4 separate regions of the Mus musculus genome follow, and regions 1, 3 and 4 are each linked to region 2. A link is a loop called in an ENCODE intact Hi-C map of the cell type or tissue named here. Cell type or tissue: heart. All regions are shown on one strand.

The links. A loop is a pair of places that touch in the nucleus more often than their neighbours do. Peaks named below come from ENCODE experiments on the same cell type or tissue, not always from the same donor. Only the 100,000 strongest peaks of a DNase experiment are listed, where the experiment ranks them.
Region 1: a loop joins it to region 2, with 2.9 times the contacts of the local background. A loop is called at or near these places in 5 of 42 quality-filtered maps.
Region 3: a loop joins it to region 2, with 2.0 times the contacts of the local background. A loop is called at or near these places in 2 of 42 quality-filtered maps.
Region 4: it touches region 2 in a loop (2.4-fold over the local background); 3 of 42 quality-filtered maps call a loop at or near these places.

What each region holds. Positions count from the first base shown.
Region 1 is chr14:121,876,665-121,881,664 of GRCm38, forward strand. Ubac2 (ubiquitin associated domain containing 2) reads left to right here and starts at 1,942. Exons shown (of 9, transcript NM_026861.2): 1 at 1,942-2,110. The coding sequence starts at 2,080. 1810041H14Rik (RIKEN cDNA 1810041H14 gene) reads right to left here and starts at 2,744. Exons shown (of 2, transcript NR_130999.1): 1 at 2,544-2,744; 2 at 195-347. In heart, a CTCF peak has its summit at 1,991; a DNase peak (open chromatin) is centred at 1,887; H3K4me3 peaks cover 2,259 bases; H3K27ac peaks cover 1,760 bases.
Region 2 is chr14:121,795,098-121,800,097 of GRCm38, forward strand. It overlaps a transcript of Dock9 not described here. Among named protein-coding and RNA genes, the nearest start is that of Ubac2, 81 kb to the right of the region's middle. In heart, a CTCF peak has its summit at 2,534; DNase peaks (open chromatin) are centred at 1,634, 2,844 and 3,544; H3K4me3 peaks cover 2,679 bases; H3K27ac peaks cover 2,222 bases; H3K27me3 peaks cover 1,367 bases.
Region 3 is chr14:121,646,356-121,651,355 of GRCm38, forward strand. The region is part of intron 9 of Dock9 (dedicator of cytokinesis 9); the gene reads right to left. Among named protein-coding and RNA genes, the nearest start is that of Dock9, 50 kb to the right of the region's middle. In heart, no CTCF peak of the experiment used is centred here; DNase peaks (open chromatin) are centred at 446 and 2,536; H3K4me3 peaks cover 473 bases; H3K27ac peaks cover 1,679 bases.
Region 4 is chr14:121,696,475-121,701,474 of GRCm38, forward strand. Dock9 (dedicator of cytokinesis 9) reads right to left here and starts at 1,943. Exons shown (of 54, transcript NM_001081039.1): 1 at 1,720-1,943. The coding sequence starts at 1,839. In heart, a CTCF peak has its summit at 1,989; DNase peaks (open chromatin) are centred at 151, 737 and 1,987; H3K4me3 peaks cover 1,784 bases; H3K27ac peaks cover 1,311 bases.

The sequences.
Region 1 (5,000 bases), 82 kb after region 2:
CTGCGTGCAACTTAATCCCTTCGCTTAACACTTCTGACATAGGTAAAATATATATCTAAGTTGTCCCATATTTTGGTATCACTACTTTTTTATTATAAAAACAAAATTATGTACACTTGTTACAGAGTAAATATTTTAAAACAACAGAATGGGAAATGCTTTATTTCAGGTGCAGAACAAGACGATCAAGCCTCTTTTCACAAAATAATCTTTAATTCAAGGAGCTAATGGGTTCTCAGTAAGATTTTTGGTGACTTGGGTTGTCAGTGACTTGCACACTGGCTGTTGCTACTTCTTGGTGTTTATAAATCCAGGTGACCAGAACTGCTGCACTGATGTTCACGATACTGGAAGAGGAAAAAAAAAAGTGTTTCCTGTGGAATAATTTTCAAGAGTTTCAAGTTTTGACCACTTCATTTTTGGTATATTTCCACTCAAGTGTTTTCATTTCCTATGAGCCCTGAATTTGTGACGATTGAGTTTTCATGTTGATATCAGTCAGTATGTGCAACTGCTACAAAACTTCTGACTACTGTTCATCTCACAGCTTTCTATCTTTTCAGATTTCAGATCTTCCAAACATACTAATGTTCAACGGAATGAGGAATTTACTTCATTTCTTCCTCTCTAACCCTGATTAGATAATAACCTTTTATAGTTTATATTAGTTTACCATAAGTGGTTACTATCTATAATATATAGGACTTAAGTAGACAGGATTAAATTTCAAAACAGTAATTTAAGAGACATAATGTGACTTTGAAGCTTTCCTTAAATCTACACTATCCCCCTCGTTTCTATGTATTTAACCACTATAGGGCCATTTCTTAGATGAATCAGGCAAAAATGTCCAAATTCAACCATTCAGTTTTGACACCGGGTACTTTCCTAGGCAAACCATTTTAAGGAAGAATGCTTTTAATGCCTGGCTCAATACCCTGTGGGGATTCCCTGCGCACTTCTCTCTTTTTAGTTTGTTGTGATGTTTTGGATGAAGTATATGAAGAAAAGCTCACCCAGAGTAGGTCTGGAATTAGAAAAGCAAGCACTTAGATTAAATGGCATTTTTCCCTCCATAAAATGTCAAAGTTTAAATGGTGGCTTCTAGATTACTTGCAACTGGGGATCTGCCTTAACACGCACTTGGTCGTCCTGCAGTTCCAGTTGGTTTATCAGGCGCTGGTTAATTGGAAAACCTTACTACTCATGGATGAAAAAGAACGGGAAAGGAAAAATACACGTTTTAGCATTACTACAAAAATCGGCCGGGTCTTCTGAACACCCTTCAGTGCTCCCAGGGACCCCATAGTTTGAGAACCAGTCTTAAGTGGGCTACAGATTTTGTGGGAATCAGCTTCTGCGAAGATCATAAGGAAATAATTTTCCTGCGAAATAACTCAACTGGATGAACATACAGTCCCCCCCCCCCCCCCCAAGCCCTGGCTGTCCTGGAACTCACTCTCTAAGACCTGGCTGGCCTCGAACTCAACCTCCCAAGTGCTGGGATTAAAGGCGTGCGCCACCACTGCCCGGAACAGAAAGCTAAGTGTATTTTTAAAACTTTTTCTTCTACTAGCCGTCTTGTCCACCCTCACCCCAGCAACCCCAGGTGCTTGGTGGGTCACCGGAAGCAGACTGTTCACTGAGCGCCAAGGCCCACACGGAAGTACTGAGCATGCGTGGGACTCGCGGCCGTCTCGCCCAGTGAAAGGTCAGAGGTCTCGAGAAAGGCCTGGTGTTCTGTGGCGGAAGAACCGGCTCGCTCACGGCGCTTCACGCCGTAAGGTTCTGTACTGGGAATTCTGGCATGCGCCAAACCCGCCCCGAACTACCGGAAGCAGCTACCATCCGGCTCGCCCGCACCTACGCACTTCCTCTCTGGGAAGGAAGGGGCGGGCTCTGGCCGAGTGTGCACGCCCCACGGGCTGCGCATGCGCCTTCTTCCTGGCGGCTCCGGAGCGCCTCGCCGGGCCGACTTCGCTCGCTGGTTGACAGTGCGCCTGCGCGGTCGCTGGGGGCTCTCCACCTCTGCCTCCCCTCCCCCTGACGCCCCGCGGGGGCTCCGGGCCCGGCGGGACCATGTTCACCAGCACCGGCTCCAGTGGGCTTTGTGAGTACCGGTTCCCTCATCCTTGGGCCGCCCTTCGCTCCATTCCGAGCTCTTCCCGGACCCGGCTCGGGGCAGCGGGGGACTCGGGGTTGCAGGAGGCTGGGGGCCCCTTGCCTCCCGCGCCCGAGCCTTGTCAGTTCTTGCTCTTAGGGGGCAGCGGGCGCCGCACCCACCATAGCCCCGAGGGCCGAGGGGGTGCCACGTCCATTCCGCTCCCGGCGTCTCCCACAAGGTGCGCAGCAGCTCCTGCCCTGCTGCAGGTGGGCTGGGCAGTTAGGGTCCAGCCGGGTGCCCCGCTCATCTCGTGGCCCGGGCCCACGCACGCACTTGGCGACTCGAGTGCGGGGCTGGAAGATGTTCCCGTGGGGGCGACGCTGGAACCCTGCTCGGTTCCCTCTCCCCCTTCATTCATACAGGCTTCTTTGGGACCCACCTGATTCCTGGAACGTGTGAATTTCATCCTCCGCTCCAGAATCTGCCCCCTCAATATTAACTTCCACGTACATCTTACCCGTTGTCCTTGAAGAGTTTTTGCGAGCTGAAAAAGTGAGCGCTTTTCAGTGAAGTTAGGAAGTCACTTGGCAAGAGAATGCAAGCTTTGCTTCTGGATGCCGCTGCACTCTCCAGGAGTGTCTGCGGTGGTCAGCAGGTAGAGGGCGGAGAAGTTTATTCAACCTCCAGGCACCCCCCCCCCCCACGACATTATGTTGAGTTGACTTTAGAGAGTGGACTCTTAACTAAACAGTGTTGAGATTAGGCATTGATACACTAACAGCAAACTGTTTGAACAAGCCGCAGTTCGCAGTTTCTTTCTCTGTCGGTATTTCCCATCTCTGCGTGTGAAGTTAATGTTGCTAGAGCACAGAAGTGCCTGGCATCTCCAGATGGTACATTCTGTTGTGAACGTCATGAGCCTTTCAAAGAACACTCCTGTTACATAGTCTGAGAGCTGACTGTCAGAGCCAGCGACATAATTTAAAGTCGTCCTCACCTCTCACCGTAATCTCAGGCTTTGAAGTAGGTTTAATGTTGTTTATGATCTCCATATTTAGTACCTAATTTAAGTTATGGAAACGTTGACGTATTGGCCCCAGAATCCATCAGAACTACTAGTGAGTTGGTCTTCAAACTACTGTTTGGATGAATAAGGTAGTGTGGCTTTCCTAGGGTTACACTATGTGGGTGGATCTGTCAACAGCAGATTTCTTCGATTTTAGTTGTTCTCAGCATCTTGAGGCACCCTTTTGTACCAAACATGTAAAAGTTAAAAAGTGACAGTCTGGGGACATGGCTCAGTGGTTATGAAGCTTGTCCTGCAGGCATGAATATCTGAGTTCTAATTCTCAATACCCATGTAAAAGCTAAGGCATGCAGTGTGTGTCTATAACTCACCAGTGAGAGGTGGAGGCAGGAGATTCCCCAGGGCTTTGCTGGCCAGCCAGTTTACTGTGTCAAAAAAAGTGGAGTGATTCAGAAAGACATCCCAATATCAGCATGCACACAGGTATACACGTGCACACACACGTGCGCACACATATGCACACGGGAGAAATCTGATCGAGGGCAGCACAGTATGGATTAGGTTGTAGTCGCATTTGTAGCACAGCTTTAAGAAAGGTAATCATTTGTTATAGCTGGCATGGGTGCGTGTTGAACAGGTGTGTTCTCAGGGCCAACTGTAGCCTAGGGAAAGCTGAGGTTATAGGTCCCTCTTGAGCTCCCTCGAGCCGGTGTTCAGAGCGGAGGAGTTACTGGGATGGCTTAGGTCATGCTTTAGGTGTGCATTTGACAAGCATCCAGGACCTGTGAACTGTTTGGTTTTGGAAACACGGTGTTAGGCAAGTCTTAGGTTCAATGTTTCTGATTTTGACAATAGAGCTTAGTGGTGGTTCTCCCTAGATCAGTCATTTGGCCGTTCCTGAATGTAATGACTTTTTCTTTTTCTTTCCTTTTGTTTTGTTTTGTTTTCTTTTTCTTTTTTTTTCAAGACAGGGTTTCTCTGTGTAGCCCTGGCTGTCCTGGAACTCACTCTGTAGACCAGGCTGGCCTCAAACTCAAGAGATCCACCTGCCTCTGCCTCCCAAGTTCTGTGATTAAAGGCGTGCGCCACCACCTCCCGGCTTGTAATGACTTTTCTTGCTTCAGTGTTTTCTCCTACATAGCTACTCCGCTGAGTGATGTCCTTTTAGGTAGGCAGCTGTGTGGCTCCGTGGTTAGGTCAAAGGTCTGATCCTGAGGAAGAAGCAAGCACCCTCAGAGGGGTGATTGATACATCTCTGCCTAGAGGCTGTGACTAGCCATCTTTCTGGCCATTTCCCGCACCTGCCTGCCCATCTGACATTTGTGATCAGGAGATAAAGGTGCTTTAGTGCTAACACTTCGCTCCCCTCCCGTTCATTCAGTTGAGGACCTCCTGAAGCCCTGCATGGTTTACATAGACAGTAATGTGGTAAACAGAGTAAAGGAGTCTAGCATCAAACAGGCCAGTCAGTAATCAAAGTGCTCTTCAGTACTGTCACGTGTAGTGGATGGTGGTCCTGGTAGAGGGCTGCTGTGTGTTTGCGGGAAAAGCCTGAGAAATGAAGGAGCCAGGCATGCTACGTACGGTTCCTTCAGAAAGTTGTTTTGAAGAAAGGAAGCAGCATGCACAAAGACAGAAGGTGCAGTGCAGCAGGATGTGTGCAAGGTTCTGCAGGAGGCGTGCGCTGCTAGGGCAGTGAACCAGGGGAAAGGGCGCTTGTGATTATTTCTTTGCCACTGTTTTGTTCTGTGTCAGTTAGGATTGGGTAAAAGTGCTTGTAGATAGTGTGCATAATGTAGTTTAAATTCTCACATGTAGACTAACCCTGTCACTAAATAATACATGTAACCATTTTATTAGTAAGAATTC
Region 2 (5,000 bases):
ATATTATGAGGGTCATAGAAACTATTCCTAGTTTCTAAAACCAAACACTACGTATATAGTGGTGAAATGTGTTAAAAGGCCTGAGACTAGACACCAGTAAGGAAGGGGGAAAGAGAGAAAGTTTAGAGAAAGGGGGAGGAAGAGAGGAAGCAAAAGAAGAGAAATAGGAAGAGAGGGAGAGAGGGAGGGAGGGAGGGAGGGAGGGAGGGAGGGAGGGAAAGATGCACATAAACCAAATTTGGCAAAACCTCGGTAATTATTCAGTTAATACGATGAAATAAAGTCTGCCACAGCAGATTCAATTTTGTATACTTACCCATACGCTCCTCAAATTAATACAGAATGACTAAAAAGGGCCCACAGATCTGAGTCCATAAGAAGGAGGGGAGATCTATTCAACAATGCCATGTGTATAAGCACATGTCGAACCCTGGCATCGCCCGCTGCCTTGGGCCATCTTCAGGGCTGCTTTGGGCATCTAGGGTGCTGTGGAATTAAGGCTAGCACTAGGCCAGGTGACCAAAGCAGAGAAGATCAACACTCTCATCTAAGCAGGCACCAACGGACCAAGGCATGGCCGCCTCCCGAGAGAACCGGGATTACTGTCTCAGATGCTCACAGGACAGAGATAGGCCAGAATTTATGTGACAGGTGCACCTGCTGTGACTTCCTGGCAGACACAGGAAAAGGGTGGAAGGTGAGATTCATGGGTAATATTTAGTGGCTTGAAACCTCTCCCAGACTCCTCCCATGTTCTGCATTCCCCCATCCGGGCCAGGAGCCTTCTCTGCACCTACGTTGTCATCAGCTTCCTCATATTTTGTAACAATTTCATCATAGATTATATCAGACACATGACCATAGACAGACAGACAGGTAGACAAAACTAAGAGTTGAGACACCAGCAAAGTGCCTGGCTATATTTAAGAGTGTCCAAGGAAAATGCATACTACTAAAAGTTTCATTAGACCAAAACAGCAGAAGCATGTCACACGTGGGGATACTGTCAATGGGCCACCCTCAAACAGGAATCAGATATTCAAGGGCTGCAGCACATTGATTAGTGTGGCACTGTGGAAGTCACAGCACAAGAAAGTGTATCGTTAGTTCCAATTTTTCCTAACATCCCTGATGATCACAGCACCCCAATTAAGAAAGAGTCCCAGCTGAGAGGAGAGAGGGGGGCCACAGAGGTTGAGACTACTCCCTCCTGCAGCTTCAAAAAGCAATGATGCTTCGGCAACAGAAGTTAATACAAGTTATCAAAGACACGGTCAGCCAGGTTCTGGTCCGTTCTTCAACTGACCAAGTTCTGTAAAACTGAAAAATAAAATCCCTGATTATCGCAGATCAAACTCAATTTTGAGTGATGTAGGGTGAGTTGGCAGCGCTGGCAAACGACAGAAAATCCAAACTGAGCAGACTGGATATGGAAATCAACACAAATCTCCACCAGCATCGTTCACACCAGCATCGTTCACACCGGCATCGTTCCTGTCTGACCCAGGACGGGCTCCGATCTGCCACGAAAAGCGAAGCATCTGCCCTGTGTTCATAAACAATGCTCCTTGGCAATCCCCCACACACTGCACCACAAGGCCACAGACATTACTTTCAAGGCTCATCTCCTCACATGTTCCAAGGAACACACCCACAAACAAGTCCCCTTCAAGAAAACAAACGCAAAGAGCTGCTAAAAAGTTTCCAGCTGCCCTGAGGAGCTCCCTCCAGCACAGACTGCTCCTCTCCCGGCACCAGCCCAGCATCTCAGCGTGCCCTCTTTTCCAAATACAGCAGGGCCGTCCCTGGCTGTGAAAAAGTTGATTTTTTAAACTTCACCTTTCTCACACCCAGTGGCCTGTTTCCAGGAGTCACTGACACGACTGGGTTCACCTTGGTTTGTCTTGCTATGCTAGCCTCAAGTCCCCAGACTTCAAAGTAATTTGTACCAAGGATGAAACGAGCAAGTTCACCCCTTGCCACTCATAAGAAGCCTCCAGACACCAGCTTAGCACACTGAGCAGAGATCTGCCCACCCAAACATCCGCGGGGAAACCTATTCGCTGGACCATCAGATGGGTGGTAAAGACCCCACCTCCTCTACACTGTATGAGGCCCGGGCACCTGCCAAGCCCCCCGAAACACCGAGGATGCGGTGAGGACAGAGAAACTTCCCAATTGGCAGAGGACAGGTAACGTGGGGGGCAGGGAAGTGGACAGAGGGCGGAAATTTCCCAGGAGGAGAGGAAAAGCCCTAGGAGGGCAAGCTCTGGACTCTGGAAGTTGCGGCCCCCAAAGATCTCCCCGCTGCCCGCCCGCTCCCTTTCTCTGTCTGCTCCGGATTTACCAGAGCGCTGGTCAGGCCCGCCCGCCACCTGCGCGCCTCGCTCACCAGGAGCACCGAGCCGCGCACCACCTCTGACACGCTCTGCCGCAGCTCCGCCGCCGTGCCGGGCTTGCTCAAAGCCCGGGTGAACTTCCGAGTCTCCGTCGACACAGGGAGCTGCTGCTGCGCCATCCTCCGGCCGCCGCTGCGGGATCCGGCGCGCGCGGTCTGGCCCGGTCGCGCCGCCGCCAGGTGCGCCCGGGGCACGGGAACCCGCGGTCCCGGTCGGGTCCTCAGGCGCTGCAGCCCGGGCCACGCCCTCTGTGCCGCGTCACGCCCCGAGGTGTCCTCCCCGGGCCCGCGTGCCTGCTGCGGCGCCTGGGCTAGCTCCGGACGATCCTACGCGCAGCGCTCGCCGCGACTCCCCCATGCCCCCGACCTCCCTGCGCGGCCGCCTCCTAGGGGCGGGGCGTCCGGCGAGGTGGGGCGGGGCCGATGGGCGGGGCGCCCTGTGGGGCGGGGCCGATGGGGCGGAGTCGGTGGGCAGGACCTGACTCTGGAATCTGGTGATTCCTCCGCCCCGGAGGGCACAGACCCTACATCCTGAACCTCTTTCCCCGGGTCTCCAAAGAGACTGTCGAGGCCCCAAAGAGCCGTGAGGGTGCGGACTCGCTGGCACCATAATGCCCTGAACGAGGCACCGGACAACGTAGTCTTTATTTATGTGACTGAGAAGATACAAGTCCTCGCCCTCGAGACTAGTCGGGCGTATTTGGGTCCACCTTACTGTCCCCAAACATGTGGCTCGCGGTGGAACTGGACAGCGTCGATCCGGATGGGCGTAGGGCCCAACACAGACCTCGGGCCGCGTGCTGCGTCACCTAGGACGCCAGCGTGACTCCTGGACCTCGATTATCTCAGCTACAGCCTGAGGACAGCGAACTGATGTGACTCAGCTGCAGTGCCAGCCTTCTACCCCGCGGGTGCCGAACCCGGGACCTCCGGGGTCACCGCTGCTGACGGCGTACCTCCGAGAGGACCATCTCCTGAAGCCTCTTCTGCCTTCCCCCAAATTTCCTTTCTCCCTCGTAAAGCACAAGGGCACAGCCCTAGCCCCCGCGCAGAGAGCGCGCAAGCAGGGGAGCTTGGGGCTCCGCTGATGCGCATGCTCTGTGGCTTCCATCGGGGCGGGCTCTCCGGCCCAGAGTCAGCCTTCAGGAAGGCTCCACTGATTGGCCCGGCTACTCAAGCCACACCCACTACCCCCTGATGGACAGCTTCTTACCTGCCTGGTCAGCTTCCGAGGCTTGGCCTTGAAAACCAGAGGCGGGGCCGGGGGATTTCTTAGGACGCCTCCTGATCAAGTGTTAGGAAACTTATGGGGGAAAAAAAAAAAATGGAATTGCGTCCCACCTCTTCAAAAACCCAAATCCCTGGCCTAAAGCTAATATTAGAGCTGAAGGGAGAAAATACCTAGTTTAGAGAGCAAAACACCACCATTCTGGGATTAATGAGCCGGCCTGGCACATTAAGATTTAGAGCTCGGGTATGCAACTGGTACTCAATAAATGCTTGCTGAACTGGATTTTATTTATTTATTTTTTGCACCCTACTGAGTTGAGTTCACAAGGTGTAACATTGAACAGCGGGAAAGATTGAAAGATTTTTTTTTTAATTCCTTGTTTAGTTTTTGTCGTTTTGTTTTAAGTTTCAATTTTAGTTACTTTGTGGGTCTGTGTACCTGCGTGCAGTGTCCATGGAGACTAGAGGCTTTGAACTTTTTTTTTTAATTACACACCAGCTTTTTTTCTCTTCTGTGCAAACCTGGAATGTCCTAGACTTTTCTCAGAGTACGGCTAAGGCTACGTGATAATAAAACAGAGGCAGGCCAACCACGCCCTGCTTTCTGTGGAAAAACTAACAGGTTTTATCTGACTGTCCAGGACTTTTGTTTATGCCTCTGAGCTACACTGGGAACAGCTGCCCTGTTAAGTGAACTGAGATACACGCGTGAATCATAAAACTCTCTGAACTCAGTCTCTAAAAATCCTACATATGTTGAAGGAGAAGCCTGATCTTTTCCAAAAGCGAAGGAAATTTTCTTTTGTGTCGTTGATGACTCTAGTAAGTACTGAAGAGATAATCAGGTTTGAGATTTTTGCGTACAAATGACTACTACAGAGAAATATTTACAATTCAAGCATTTACTCAACTTTTAACGACCTTACTGGACGATGTCTTATTCACTTGAAGATATGCACATGTTCTAATGGCACATGAGTTTTGTTTTTCAAAGTATCTCCTCTAGTTAAGGCCGGTCGTGATTCATGATGAACCAGCCTCTGGCTCCCAATGCAGGGATTACAAGCAAACATTCACCACACACCTGAAAATATAACTTCCTTTAAATATCAGAGATATCTTGAAAGAGAATTTCTGTGTTTAGAAGAAAACAGTAAGTAACCTGTTCAGAGTAGGTACTCCTCGGACCCGGAGACATGGTTCAGGGTTAAGAGGACTGGCTTCCAGAGGGCTGGGGTTTTAATTTCCAGCACCCATATGGAGTATCTGATGTATCTACCAATTGCTGGAACAATCACAACTGCATGTAACTCCAGCTGCAGTGAGAGCGTACATCCTCTTTAGGCTCTAAAGACACCCACTCGTACATGAA
Region 3 (5,000 bases), 150 kb before region 2:
ATACGTTTTAATGGTAGAGAAACTATCAAAGTAACTGGGAAATCACGAGCACACGTAGGAAGCAGCTAGCTGTCTTGCGCGTGCACATACACATTCTCTCGGTGCCCAGTGTGGCAGGAGAGGAATCACAGCAGGTTACCACTGGAGTTCTCAGGAAGAGGAGGACAATCATGAAGATAAAAGATTGACTTCTTTACCCAACACGGGCAGTTTTACTGACAGGAAGCATAAAAGTAAAATCTTAATCAATGTTTGGTAAAGATACTTATAATATGCACTTTCACAGCCAAGGTGCCCACAAAAATACAGCTGTTAAAAAAAATTATCCCAAGACTATGCAATTGAGCGCATTTCAGGGTGGCGGGATTCAGTCCTGCTCTGAAAATAGACTGTGGTCGGCCAGTCCAGAGGGCTGTAGGAGCTTCCTCAGACGGCCGTGGCTGCATCCTGGCCGTGGCCTGCTTTCTATTTTAGGTTCAGTAGAGAGAGAAATGTGCGGGGGGAAATGGACAGGAGCAGAGCGACTTTCCCTAGAAGCTGTCACTTGCACACTCGGCAAAGAGAAGGACTCAGCCCAAAGAGCCATACCAAAACAAACAAACAAAAATACCTCCTAACCCACACAGTAAACCTTAAGCCCAGTCACCGACATTCTCATGTTTCCAGAAGAGACAGTGATGTATCTCTAGTTTTCTGTGAGCCGAAGAAATGATTTAAAGTGAAAAAAATCTATGGGCAATTTTACTTATTTCAAATAATAATTTGAAATAATTTTTCCTGTACTGTATTACAGGAAAAATACTGTGTTGAGTCATTTAGACAAAATGAAATAAAACAGTTAGCAAAATCCCCTGAGGCCAAAATGTGTAATTCTTTAAAAGACTGTTATGTATATGGGTGGTTTGCCTGTATGCATGCCTTTGAACCATGTACCCATAGACACCCCTAGGACTGGAAACTTGGATGGTTATGAGCTGCCATGCACGTGCTAGGAATCTAAGCGCCCCCCCCCCAGAAGAGCAGCTGGTGCTTTTAACAACAGAGCCATCTCTCCAGCCCCCAGATTATTTACTTTTAAAAAAATTTATTTTATTTATATGAGAACACTGTAGCTGTCTTCAGACACACAGGAGAGAGCATCAATCCCATTAAAGAGGGTTGTGAGTCACCATGTGGTTGCTGGGAATTGAACTCAGGATCTCTGGAAGAGCAGTCAGTGCTCTTAACCGCTGAGCCATCCCTCACCCCCACCCGACCCCTCCCATCCCCCAATTATTTACTTCTTAAATTAAAAGGCTACCATAACACATATTTACTGCATATATGAGATTTAACTCAAAAGGACTTACGTTTCACCTCAAGACACAAAGCCAGGCTAGAACTTTCTAGAATTAGAAGGCTTATCAACGCAATGACTGCCAAACTGCAGTCAATCCCTTGGTGTAATAATGGCATCGTTTCTGGTTTGAGACTTAGGGAAGGAAGTGTTTGTTACAAACTTGGCTTTAAAACTCTTATTAAACTAAAATGTGTCCAGGAAACCACACGGGTTCCCACAAGTCCTGTTGAGCATGGTCCCCAGCCCTTATCCAGCCTCAAAGAGACTATAAAGTTGCAGACACCACTTTCTCTGTCCTGTATTCAACTATGAAAGGCTTACCTGTAAAGAAAAGTTCTTTGACTTCGAGATAAAATGATAAGAAACTGAATGGAAGCTTTTGGAGTCACGTGAGATGCCTCTCTTTCAGAATACAAGATGACAAGTTGTGAGCTACTGTTTGCCCCGCTATCCCCAGAAGAAAATGAAGGAAGAGAGCTGAGGTTTTCTTCACATTTCCTCTACACAAGAAGGCAACGCACACCCTCCGGCCTCATCTAACATGAAGGCAATCAGAGGGAGGAGCTCCCCGAGTTCTAGAAGAAACCAACTCACTGGTTCACAGACGCCTTTTAAATATAAATTCTTACAATTATAGACTGATGCTCTGTGTTTTGTTATATTTACAGTAAAAACTGTTTGCTTCCCTGCTAGACAATAGGAGGAAAAGATGAACTTTTAGGGTAAATACAGTCTGTCCCTGGTATGGAAACAGTAAAGATGCGCCTTTTCTCCAGGAATAAGCAAAGGCCCCAAGAACACACCAACAACCCTGAAAATCCAAGTTGGCTTCACTCACATCATGAGGCTAGTCCATAATATTCCAGAATGAAACATCAGTTATTTTGCACTGAAACAACTTCCCGTCAGACATTTCCTGTTTGTCCAAGTGTGGGTCTCAGTGGAGAAAACAAAAGCCAGAGGAACAGGATGAGTTAGGCAATGACAAGCTGTCCAGAGAGGACTCGGCCATTAAGTTACCCCCAGCTACCTTTGCCTGGCCCCATTGTTCCAGGCATCCTCCCTGAAGACTGTAGAGTCTTCACACTGCCTGGGCCTCCCATCAAACGCTTCCCCGACCTCTTTACCCAGAGAACACTCCCCTCCTCCCCCTTTCCACACACACTCCATCTGACTCTGTAACACGGGACTCATTCCTCCTGAAAACAGGATGTCCATTCGCTAGCCAGTTCCCGTGCTCCCTCAACAAATGAGCCACAACCCCAGCACTGTAACAGGAGGCGATAAACAGCTGGGCTGACCACAAAGGGACCAGGCATAGGCCGGCAGCCACCAGGTAGAGCCTGGCCCCTCACAACACAACTGTGAGAAGGCCAGCATTCTGAAGGCACAGGGACTGACAGATCCACAGGTCCAGTGATCCTCACGGGAACACCTGGGGGAAGGACAACACACTGTCCCCTTTTTCGCCTTTGTTTTCTGCCAGGTACCAGAAGACAAAGCTAAAATTCTTATGCATCTTCATAGGGGAAAAAAATTGGATTTCTTTGTTGGCTTTGCTTTGGCCAAGACAGAGTTTTGCTATGAGCCAGGCTGACCCTGAACTTGCATTCCTCCTACTTTGCCTCCCCAGTGGTGTGCCGCCAGACCTGGCCTGAAAATGCAGGTGTTAAATAACCAATGTGGGACTCAAAGAACCTGAGCTGTTTCTTAGGTGACCATGCTATTCACTGAGTTGCCAGAAAGTTCTTTTCTGGTTTCTAGGTTGCGTCAGTGTGCTGCTTCAATAAACTAAGAGTCAAGCAGTTCTAACCCGTTGCTATGGGGTCCTCTGAGCATCCAGAAATAAAGATACATGCATATATGGGTGTCAAACGAGGCCTAGACTTCCTAACATGATGGGGTGAGGGGTGCAACTCAGTGATAGAGTATTGGTCTACCATATCCAAGGCCCTGGGTTTCAGACACACACACAGACACACATACAGACAGACACACACATACAGACACACACACAGACATAATACACAGACTCAACACACAAACACACAGAGACAGACACACACATACACAGACACACAGACATATGCACACACACAGAAACAGGCATGCAGATATATACACAGGCACACAGAAATACACATACACACACAGGCAGACACACACACAGACACATATAGAGATACACACCACATACAAACACACAGAAACAGACACATGCACAGACATACAACACAGGCATACAGAGACACAGAGACTGAAACACGCGCGCGCGCGCACACACACACACACACACACACACGGGAGAAAAAGCAAGAAAATAAACATAGAAGCCAGAACCCAAAACTCCTCCAGGCTAGGCATAGGTTACAATGAGGGCTCTAAAGTTAGCTTTAATAGGCAGGTGCTAAAAAGATTCTGTGGAAACAGCTAAGTCCTGAGGAAAAACAATACCCACAGTTCCAGCCAGGAAAATTTATACTGAGAAAGGTCAATGCTGAATGCTAGTCTAGTTGCAATCCTATATTGACACAGCATGATTCTATTACAGTGCTTAACGTGTGGGTGTGTACAGTCACCATTTTACTTTATTATTAAAAATAAAACAGAAAGGTAAGGACACAAAAAGAATGAGGGATAGTGAAGACAAAGGCGTCACTCATTTAAAAGAATCATGCACACACACACAGACACATGCATGCACACACACACACGCACGCACACACACACACCCGTGTGCACATGCACACACAGGAGATCGGGCCAAGGATACTCATTGTAACATTGTTCGAAGTAAGAAAAAATGGAAATAGCCTAAGAGCTAAAATGTTTCTACAGTACAATAAAAATGACTGACCAGATCTGTACCCGAAACAAGGCTAAATGAGATAGTACTGAACATCAGAGCAAAGTAAACAGAAAAGCAACTTTCAAACATCCAGGATCAACACCCTGCGTCCTCGTGGTGAAATACTTGTAAAAACACGGAACACAATGGAGGTAAAGGCATCACAGTTTGTGGCTGCGGCTGGGGCTGCGGCTCGAAGGAGAATGGGAGCAAAGGCAGTGTCTGAAGGATGCGCCTGCCACTGAGGCTGACGAGGTAGTGGCAGGGGCAGCACTGGCTCTGGGAGAGAGGCAACACAACATGGCTGTTTTGTTTTTCCTTGTGCTTTTCAGTGACTCTGGGGTTTCTCAAAGTTACAAAATGCACGAAGGGAGGAGCCCAGCTTTGCGGTTGTTCTCCTGCTGATCCAGGTGATCCGGCCACACGCTTCATAAACCAGCAGCTCCTCTTTAGTTGCAGTGACAAGATTACCACAATCACCCTCTTGGGAACTGTGGCTATCGAGTAGATAAAGAGCACCCAAGTGCACTGGCTCATTTATGTCAGCTTGACCTGAGTTAGGTCATCTGAGAAGATGCCCTAGCCAGGCTGGCCTGTGGGCTAGCCCGTGGTTCATTTTCTTAACTGATGATTGATGAGGGAGGGTCCAGCTCACTATGGACAGAGCCATCCTGGGCTGCTGGTCCTGGTCCTATAATAAAGCCGATCTGAGCAAGCCATGGAAAAGAAAACCGGCCAGCAGCGTTACTCCATGGCCTCTGCTTCAGATCCTGACTCCAGTTTGCTGCTCCGAGTTTCTGCCCTGATTTCTTC
Region 4 (5,000 bases), 99 kb before region 2:
CACCCCCTAAACATCCTGGCTTCTATCTGATATTCCCCTCTTATCTTGTTTACCTCTGTGGAAGAGAAACTCCTGCAGATAAGAAAGTTGTCAGGTTGTATCAGTTTCCTTCCCTCTCCACACCCCTCTGCAGGTGCACGGAACTGGACCACTCCACGGGACCAGAAGTTTCCATGTCCCAAGAATCATTTCCCCATGTACACCTGTAGCTGGCCCAGCCTTGTCTTTTACAATTCCCAGTGGAACCATCTGGACTGAGCTAAACAAGGAACTACAGCATACGCAGAAAACATGAGAACACTAGAAAGAGCAGTCATGTTTTTTTAAGAGAAGTCACTTCTACATTATTTGAAAGAAAAAAATCAGAACATCACTACAAGCTACTTAGTTCTTCCGGTAACGATTTCTGCCCATCCAGAGAACCACGAGAGAACAAACACATTTCAGGATATCCACCCAGGAAACCCAAACCACACAACATCCTTCATCTTCCACTCTAGGATTTCACCCTAGGAGGCATGCAGGTGACTCAAGCCACGATGATACAATGAGCTATCTATCAGGCTTGAAGATAGGGAGCAAACAACTGTAAACTTTATATTCCAGAAAAGGGGCGGAGGCAGTAAATCTGTATGTTAAAAATGAACTGTGTGCGTGTGGCGGGGTGGGGTGGGAGGGGGAGCCAACTTATTTGACTGACTTTCAGTCAAGAACAAGCAGTACAGTTTTGAAGGCGGCGCAATACAAGTAAGTTAACCCCCCTCATCACAAAGGAAAGCGATTCGGTCAGGGTGAAATATGCTCTTGGAGAGTTTAAGCTCCCACCCTCACAGCTGTTAATTGCCAGTGCAGTAAACTGGAAACCAAACACTAGAGCACTAGAGCAGCCACAACTGAACTTCCATGTTTGGGGTGGGGAAAGCTACACAGAGGTACTAGGCACTAGCTTGACAATCCCTTTAACAGCCCGTGTGAAAGGCTCAATTGTCCCCTCGGCAGAGCACGCTGGTGGTTTCTGCAGCTTGCTTTAAAAAATTATGTGCCTTTATTGTACTAAAGAAATTCCAAACGGGAAGCACAGCCTACTCATTGACGGTTAACAACACAATTACTTTACATGGTCTTCCCTTCCAGAGTCTAAGAAGGCACTTGAGTTTGTTCAAACTACTATGGGTTTGGCTAATGCTAAAACATCAACTTTGCTGTCAGCTGAGATTCTTTCTGACTCTGTTCAACACAAACGCCCCTGATAAAAATAAACAAGGGGAAGAGACCGGCGTGCACTCCTCAGCACCTACCTGCCTTGTTTTCTCACTGACATAAATAGACAATGCACAGAAGGGTTTAAGTCTGCAAAATACTTCCTTTCCAACTCCCAGGGTGCTGTTAAAACCCCCGCCCAGTTGACTTCTGAAAAAAAAAAATCGTTGTGGCTAGGTGTGACAAAATTTTTGAACAATACTAAATTGTTTTATGCAAAGCTCCTCCCAGAAACCTGTTCACCCACAAACGTCAACATTTCTTTCCTGAGGAAGGATGGAAGTAGACTTCAGGCCAGTCTATAAGGAAAGGTAGAGATAAGGGTTTCCTAGAGACAGGCGGAGCAAGTCAGAAAGGAGCAAGTCGGAAAGTCAGAAAGAGCAGCGGGATGCGGTGGGTCACTGACTCATTCAGAAGCAGTCACGGTCCCGGGACAGGGCGACAGGACGGGACTCTTACCAATGTGGAGCTCTCTGCCTCCACGTCTGCCTGAGCTGCATCCTTGTACTGCAGGGGGGACTCGATGACCAACTCCTTCTTGTCACTTCTACCGCTCGTCCTGTACTTCTCAGCCTGCATTCTCCACACAGACCACTGTCAGAAAGCCTGCAGCAGGGACAGCTGAGAGTCCCCCACCAGCCGCACCGCTGGCCAGAGAAAGGAAAGGAAGCCTGAAGCCTGTTTCCCAGGCACTGGAAGTGCAGAGCCTGAGGGGTGGGGAAGGCATGACCGAGAAGGCCAGCCTCTAGGGGTGTTACTACAGCTAGGAGAATGGGAGGCTCCTGCTCGCTGGCCAAAGAAAAACAACCCCCAAACAGAACAATACACAGTGTACTGCCTCTGCAATGAAAGACCAGCCTCATTGTGTCTGTTCCACACAGCGTGGGCCAAATCAATGTGAATCCAAATAGTGCAGCATTGAGAAGGAAGCCTGCCGATCCCAGCGAGGCTCCCTCATAAGGACTTCCGATCTGAAGCCCCCAGCTAGGTCGCCTGGCTGGTCTAAAAGTTGCAGTTTCAAAACGCTTTCATTTGTGTTATGGCTAAGCACCAAGAACTTGGCTCCTGATCAAAGCAGGACCAAACGAGCAAGCAAGGGTGTTCCCAGGAGGTACAGTTCAAGAAATCATTTCTCCTTGCAGGACAGACAGCAGCAGACAAACTCATGTATCTGTTTTATGCCAGGGAGATGATACCGTAATGCTGAATAAATTAATAATGCAGCCAAAGCATTTACCATGGACATTTTCTTTGCACACAACAACGTGTGTGTGCCAGGATGTAGTGTGCCCAGTGTTAAAGGATGGAGAAGGTCAGAGTGGAAACGTAAAGCAGAAAGTCTCTTCCCTCAAGAATAGGAAAAAGATGGGAAGTCCAAAGATATCCTGAAGAAGAGAGATACACAGATGTTCTTGCAGAAGTCTGCTATCAGGAGTTACAGAGCCAAAGTTTGGAGCTGAGATGAAAGGATGGACCATGTAGAGACTGCCATATCCAGGGATCCACCCCATAATCAGCATCCAAACGCTGACACCATTGCATACACTAGCAAGATTTTATTGAAAGGACCCAGATGTAGCTGTCTCTTGTGAGACTAGGCCGGGGCCTAGCAAACACAGAAGTGGATGCTCACAGTCAGCTATTGGATGGGTCACACGGCCCCCAATGGAGGAGCTAGAGAAAGTAGCCAAGGAGCTAAAGGGATCTGCAACCCTATAGGTGGAACAACATTATGAACTAACCAGTACCCCGGAGCTCTTGACTCTAGCTGCATATATATCAAAAGATGGCCTAGTCGGCCATCACTGGAAAGAGAGGCCCATTGGACTTGCAAACTTTATATGCCCCAGTACAGGGGAACACCAGGGCCAAAAAGGGGGAGTGGGTGGGCAGGGGAGTGGGGGTGGGTGGATATGGGGGACTTTTGGTATAGCATTGGAAATGTAAATGAGTTAAATACCTAATAAAAAATGGAAAAAAAAAAAAAAAGAAGTCTGCTATCTTTTTTGTTTCCTCATATTCCCTGAAGGAGTAACTTTTTAAGAGATCAACTAGCAAAAATCAAAACACAAGCATCGGAGAGGTTCGCTACAAGGATGCACGAAGGGGTTTGCTACAAAGATGCACGAAGGGGTTTGCTACAAAGATGCACAGAAAGCATGTACTACAGGTGGGTTAAATGTAAAGATGCCCTTCGGGTGGAACCCCTCCCATTTAGTGCCTGTTCACTTCTTTGAAATCAAGACCTGTCTAGTAACAGATACAAATATTATAATAGTCAGTAAATAGCATCCACAGTCTCAATGTACAAAATAGTCTAGGACCAGAAGCCAGCAGAAGAAATGCAGTCCAAACCCACCCAGCCCCACCATCACTCTGCAGGCACCAGGATGATGGAGACTGCCAGAGCTCAGTAGGACTCAAGTGGAAACTGAGAGGCCACACAGTGCCTAACTGCCCTCCCTCTTTCCCTTCAGCACCTGCCACTGTCATTTAAACACCAGAAATCCTTCTGACTATGATCACCACTGTGTAGTAAATAAATTACTGAGTCCATTTAAAAAATAGTTAACTTGCTGGGTGTGGCTGTTCACACCTATAATTCCAAAACTCGGGGATAACTAAGGCAGGAGGATTGCCACCAGTTCAAGGCCTGCCTAGAACTAAAAGTAAGCTCCTGTATCAAGAAAAAAAAATCAAAACCTAGCTTTTATAATAAATACACTTTTAAAGAGTTGGGTACATAGCTCTGTTGGTAGTGTTTGCCTGGCATGCACAAAGCCCTGCGTTCAATCCTTAGCATCACATAAATCAGAAATTGGGATCCATGCCTGTAATCATAGCATTCTGGAGGTAGAGACTGAAGGGTCAGAACTTCAAGATCTTTCTATCGTTAAAACACATATGAAGTTCAAGGCCCACCCACCATGACCCCTTCCCCGAAAGACTAAAGAAAAGAAAGAATAAACTATCCAAGATTTAGAAACTGGGTAGGTTATGGTGGTGACCACTCATTTACTCTCTTCACTCAGGACACAGAGGCAGGCTTCGGAACTCCGAGTTTGAGGCCTGTCTACTCTACATAGTAAGTTCCAGGACAGCCAGGACTTCAGAGAGAAACCCTGTCTCAAGAAAGAAAAAAATAAAATAAAATATATAGAAGAGGCTAGCTTATAGATTATCTTTCAAGGCAAACTCTGGCATTCTAATCAAAGCTGCATCCCAAAATAATAGAATCCAGGAATTTGAAAAACCATTCTAAGGTTACAGAGGGGCAGGAGTAGAGAGTTTCAGTTACATACAAATAAAGCCAAAAGAAGAACGAAATTAAAATTTAGAGGTGTCCTAGATAAGAGGCTAGAAATCACAGCACAAACCACAGACATGAGCAACAGCTCACAAACCTTCTAGGTGGCTCACAGGATAGGCCTAATCTTCCTCAGATTTCCACTGCCACTCAGCAGCCAGCAGCTAAGGAAACAAGCTATCCAATTTGTTGAGTCAACCCGCAGTGGTATCCATAGTAGTCTGCTGGGTTAAGACGTTGCCTGAGAAGCACTGTTTGCCCTGTACAAAGCACTGCTTACAGTCTGCAGTCTTACCTACTCTTGGAAACTCTATGTCAGTTAGCCCTGTTTCTCACACGGGCAAACTGATTCGGACTTTAAACGTACATACTAAACAGCCTTCACACAATGGCGTACAGATGCTCACTTGGGGGTAACTGCTGTTGCTATTCC